Linked DNA regions of Homo sapiens: region 1 is linked to region 2. A link is an interaction called in ENCODE POLR2A ChIA-PET data of the cell type or tissue named here. Cell type or tissue: MCF 10A. All regions are shown on one strand. Each heading gives the region's core, and the rest is flanking DNA. Links, peaks and the distances in the headings are about the cores only.

The links. ChIA-PET counts read pairs that join two places held together with the same protein. Peaks named below come from ENCODE experiments on the same cell type or tissue, not always from the same donor. Only the 100,000 strongest peaks of a DNase experiment are listed, where the experiment ranks them.
Region 1: POLR2A ChIA-PET joins it to region 2 with 5 read pairs; 4 of 35 experiments call an interaction of 5 or more read pairs at or near these places.

The regions. Positions count from the first base shown.
Region 1 is chr1:51,254,069-51,256,876 of GRCh38, reverse strand. All of the region lies in intron 1 of RNF11 (ring finger protein 11), which reads right to left. Among named protein-coding and RNA genes, the nearest start is that of RNF11, 19 kb to the right of the region's middle. In MCF 10A, for the core only: no CTCF peak of the experiment used is centred there; a DNase peak (open chromatin) is centred at 1,366.
Region 2 is chr1:51,312,987-51,315,794 of GRCh38, reverse strand. The region is part of intron 2 of TTC39A (tetratricopeptide repeat domain 39A); the gene reads left to right. Among named protein-coding and RNA genes, the nearest start is that of TTC39A-AS1, 15 kb to the left of the region's middle. RefSeq lists an enhancer at 2,023-2,808. In MCF 10A, for the core only: no CTCF peak of the experiment used is centred there; DNase peaks (open chromatin) are centred at 1,344 and 1,674.

The sequences.
Region 1 (2,808 bases), core at 14-2,513, 59 kb after region 2:
CATGGTGAAACCCCGTCTCTACTAAAAATGCAAAAATTAGCTGGGCATGGTGGCACGTGCCTGTAATCCAAGCTACTCGGGAGGCTAAGGCACGAGAATCGCTTGAGCCAGGGAGGTGGAGGTTGTGGTGAGCTGAGATCACGCCATACTGTACTCCAGCCTGGGTGACAGCGAGACTCCATCTCAAAAAACAATAACAACAACAACAACAACAAAAATGGTATGCTTAGGGTGACAGTTTGATAATTCTCACACAACTAAACATATTATTACCATTTGATCCAGCAATTGCACCCTTTGGTATTTACCCAAAGGAGTTGAAAAATACATCCAACCAAAACCCAGAAACAAATGTTTACAGGAGCTTTATTCATGACTATCGAAATGTGGAAGTAACTATGGTGTCCTTCGATAGGTAAATAGATAAACTACAGTATATCAATGCAAATGGAATGTTATTCAGCACTAAAAAATAAATGAGCTATCAAGCCATGAAAAACATGGAGGAACTTTAAATACATATTACTACATGAAAGAAGCCAATCTGAAAAGGCTACATACTGTATGATTCCAAATATGCAACATTCTGCAAATGGCAAAACTATGGAGACAATAGAACCATCAGTGGTTGTCAGGTGTTGGGGGGAGGGATGAACAGATGGAACACGGAAAATTTTTAGAGCAGTAAAACTACACGTATGATACTATAATGGTGGATGCATGTCATTATACATGGCAAATCCATGTACAACACCAAGAATGAACTCTAAGATAAACAGTGGGTTTGGGGTGATAATGTTTTGGCAATCGTTGAATATTTCAATGTGGGTTCATTAAAAAAAATTAAATGTAGCTCTATCAAAATTCTAGCTGGCTCATTTGCAGAAATTGACAGTTGATCCTAAAATTCACATGGAAATACAAGGGACTAAGAATAGCCATAACAATCCTGAAAAGGGAGAACAACAACAACAAAAAAGACTCACACTTTCTGATTTCAAACCTTACTTATAAAGCTACAGTACAGTACTAGCCTAAGGACAGACATATAGACCAATGGAACAGAAGAGTCCAGAGATGTACTCTCATATTTATAGACAACTGATCTTTGGCAAGAATACCAAGATAATTCAATGAGAAAAGAAAACTATTTTCAACAAATGGTGCTGGAACATCAGGCTAGTCACATGCAGAAGAATCAAGTTTGACCCCCTCCTTGAACATACCAAAAGCTCCCCAAAGAAAAAAATAGACAAACTGGTTTTTATCAGGATTAATCACTTTTGTGCTTCCAAAAACACCAGCAAGAAAGTGAAACACAGCTGGGTGCAGTCGCCCACGCCTGTAATCCCAACACTTTGGGAAGCCAAGGTAGAATTGCTTAAGCCCAGGAATTCAAAGCCAGCCTGGGAAAAAGAGTGAGACCTTGTCTCTGCCAAAAAGACAAAAATTAGCCAGGTGTGGTGGCATGCACCTCTAGTCCCAGCTACTCAGGAGGCTGAGGCAGGTGGATCGCTTGAGCCCAGAGTTTGAGGCTGCAATGAGCTATGATTGTGCCACTGCACTCAAGCATGGGCAACAGTGTGAGACCCTGTCACTAAAAAGAAAAATAAAAAATTAAATGTAACAAACTTATCCAGAGTACAAACTGCTGAGTCTCTATGTCAGCTATAATGTACACATTGCATGATATATAAGTAGTAGAAACATATATATACATATTATATAGCATATTAATAGTATTAAAAATAATATAGTTCCTCTTTACAGATACTATGTGATAATTAAATAAAATAATGTATGTTATGCATTAAACAGTATGTTGGGGGCAATGTAAACACTCCCCTCACCAATGTATAAGCTATTGCTTTTCTATGCAAGTATTCTATTCAAGAAAGAGCCTATAATGAAAAGAAAATTGGAGCTATGTTTTTTTCTCCCAGAGTAAAGTTAGTAAGAGCCAGCATATACTTATGTGCTATTCATTTGAAAAAGGAACTAGGCTGGGTGCTCATGCCTGTAATCCCAGCACTTTAAGGGGCCAGGGCAACCTGAAGTCCAGACCAGCCTGGCCAATGTGGCGAAACTCTGCCTTTACAAAAATACAAAAAAATGGCCGGGTGCAGTGGCTTATACCTGTAATCCCAGCATTTTGGGAGGACGAGGTGGGCAGATCACTTGAGTCTGGGAGTTCGAGACCTGCCTGGCCAACATAGTGAAATCCCCTCTCTACTAAAAATACAAAAATTAGCAGGGAGTGGTGGCACACGCCTGTAATCCTAGCTACTTGGGAGGCGGCTGAGACAGGAGAATCGTTTGAACCCAGGGGATGGAGCTTGCAGTGAGCCGAGATCCTGCCACTGCACTCCAACCTGGGTGACAGAGCGAGACTCCATCTCAAAAAAAAATTAAAAATACAAAAAAATTAGCCAAGCATGGTGGCATACACCTGTAGTCCCAGCTACTCGGGAGGCTGAGGCACAACTGCTTGAACCTGGGAGGCAGAGGTTGCAGTAAGTGGAGATCGTGCCAATGTACTACAGGCCTGGGCAACACAGCAAGACTCCATCTCAAAAACAGAAAAAGAAAAAGGAATTCATTCAAGGAAGCAAGGAATATCTAACTCTAATCAAGGAGACCATGTTTTATTCTTTGATTTAAAAAAAAAACTATAACCTAATCAACAGAATTATCTCATGAATGTGCCAACACAAAGGGGGTTAAAGTTTTAGGGGGAACCCCCCAATATTCATCAATGCCACATTTTGGTCACCAAAGAGGTATGCTTTATTGTGGAACATATTTTTC
Region 2 (2,808 bases), core at 18-2,517:
TTTCTAGGCAGAGGGAACAGCCTGTGCAAAGGCTCAGTAGTGAATGAGGGTCTAGAGTATCTGAGAGATGGAGACACTCACCTTGGCTGGAGTGGGAGGAGCTGAGGCAGGTCCCAGAAGGAAGAAGGCAGGGTGATGGACAGCGGACTGGGGATGGGGAGTCCATAGAAGCAACTTGGGCTGGAGAGGAAGACAATGAAGTGGGGTCTGAAAGGACCAGAAAGTGGAGTAGGGGGAGCTTCAGTGAGCACGAAGAGGAAGAGACTTGGAGAGGCCAAGGGGCTGCCTCTGCCTTCCAGTGCCCTCCCTATCCTGACAGCCGGTCTGGGCCCAAGAAGGTGGGACCCCAGTAGACATGTCCCAGAGTGAGAGGACAGCTCAGGAATGAGGGGACTAGCGGCCTAGATGATATATATGCAAATACAAACTTGGGTACAAGCTAAACTTGGAGTGCCTGAGGTTTGAGGGTTGTCATACCTCTGTACTTCATTTCCCAGTTCAGACTAGAGTTGGGGGCTTCCAGGAGGTAGGCTGGGGAGGGGCTAGTATTCTTAGCCACAGGTGCCTGTTGGGGCCTTGGGCCTCAGACTAGAAATTCCACATTTCTGCCAGCTGCCCGGGTGGGGCTGTCCCTCTTTCTGGGCCCAGCACCAGACAAGTTTCCACAGGTGGGGCTGGGCAGGTGGTGCTGAGTCCCGGGCCTCAGACCTGCAGTGGGAGAGGAAGAGAGAGACAAGGACTTGAGAGATGGAGAGGCCTGGGGGCTGGGGGTGTTATCTGGGGGATGGGTCTGTGTGCTGCCAGGGAAGCCCCTCCTCGAGGAGAAGGACTTTATGCAGGGAAGTGACGCAGGACACGGAGGGACTCATATTTACCGAGCTTTGGTGCAGTGGCCCCTGGCCTGGGTATTCTATTTAAGCCATGCAAAAACCCATTGGGGAGAAGAGTTAAGGTTTTCCTTCCGCAGGGAAAAACTTGAGGCTCAGAGAGGCTATGAGACATGAGACATGCCAGGTCACACAGCTGGTAGCTGGCAAAGCTGACTCCAACCTGTGTCTGAGGGACTCTGAAACCTGGTTCTGGCCCCCACTCTGGGCAGCCTGCTCCTCTCTACAAGCCACTGCCTGCAGATTAAGCAGTCCTAGCAAAGGCCTGGGAGCATCCAGAGAGTGCCCCTGGCTGGCGAGTGGTAGAGCAGCCTTGGTTTCCTTCCTTTGACCCTCAAGGATCACAGGAGTGTCACCCAGAAGTAACTTAACTTATGAGTGTTTTATGAACAGGAAAAGCAGGAAAAGGGGTAAAGTCACATGATTTCACAACCAAACAGCCTGTAAACCTTAGTCATCTCTCTTTCCTCTGAAGTTCCCAGCATAAACCTGGCACTGAGGAGATTCATAAATAATTCACGAGGAGACCTGGGGAAGGGAGTAAAGGCGCTCTCAGTCAGTCCCACAGTCTCGCAGGGACCCGGGCAGGCTGGCATTATCGTCCCCATTTTGCAGAAGCAGAAATCTAGGCCCAGACATGTTAAGTGACTCCCTCCACATACAGAGAGGACCTGGCATTGTTCCCGTCCCTCCCTGCCTGTTGCCTTCTCCATGTGATGGACTAAATGCCACCCCCTGCCCCCAACACACCCTTCAGCTGAGGAGCCTGGGTCGGTGAAGGAGCAGGGAGCCCAGAGGCTCCTGAGGCCACCTTGGCTCAGCCCTGACATCGGTGCTGAGGACAGAGATGAGTCACACACAAGCTCTGTCCTCGAGGTGCCCACAGTATGGGGAGAGCTGAGCCTATGCTGATGTCAGTTCAGCGTGGCCCGTGCCTCAGTTACAGATGGAGTCCCTGAGGAGGAGGCCTGGATTCCCAGTGGTCTGGGAGGCATTTGAGGCCTTGACAGATATGTCAGGAGATGTAGAGGAAGAGCATTTCTTTCTTTTTTAAAAAAATTATTATTACTTTTTAGAGACAGTGTCTCACTATGTTTCTCAGGCTGGTCTCAAACTCCTGGGCTCAAACAATCCTCCAGCCTTGCCCTCCCAGAGTGCTGGGATTACAGGCCTGTGCCACCACACCTGGCCGAAGAAGGGCATTGCAATCTGAGGGAACAGGCTGGGCAAAGGCCTGGAGGAGGGAAATGTGGGATTTTCTCATGGAAGGTTTGTGTGGTTCAGTGTGGCTGGGGGTGCAATCTTGAATGTGACCAGATGGGGGTGGGTGAGGAGCAGAAACATCAAGAGGGCTGGAGAGGTGGGCAGAGCCGGCGTCTCATGGAGCTTTAGCCCCGGCAGGATCTCCTAGGATGTGGGAGCCATGGGAAGGTGTAACCACTGGGCACCATGATCAGATGAGGGGAGGGAGTGGGAAGAGGCAGCAGGTGACTAGTGAGGAGGTCCAGGGAAGTGAGGTTGAGGGCGGCCCAGGGGTGGGGTTTGGGCTAAACAGGATCTCACAGACAGGACTTGGGCTCAGCCTGCAGGAGGTGGGGGCAGAAGGCAAGAGGGTGGCACTGGGTGCAGGGAAGGGCAGCCTCTGGCCGACATGCACTAAACCCTTTCTCAGTGCTCATGGCAGCTATGCTGCTGCCACCCCTACCGAGCTGATGAGGAACTGAGGCTCAAATCTGGTAGATCACTTAGGGCCACTCAGCAGGAAGAAGGCAAGCTGGAAACAGAATCCGAGGTCTTTTGAGTAGCAGTGAGCAGATTAGACCTGGCCAAGGCCCTCCCCGTGCCTGGACCTCTGGTCCCCTCACCTCACTGCAGAATGGAGGAGGGTGGAGATGAGCTGCCCAGGACCAGCTGCCTCTGG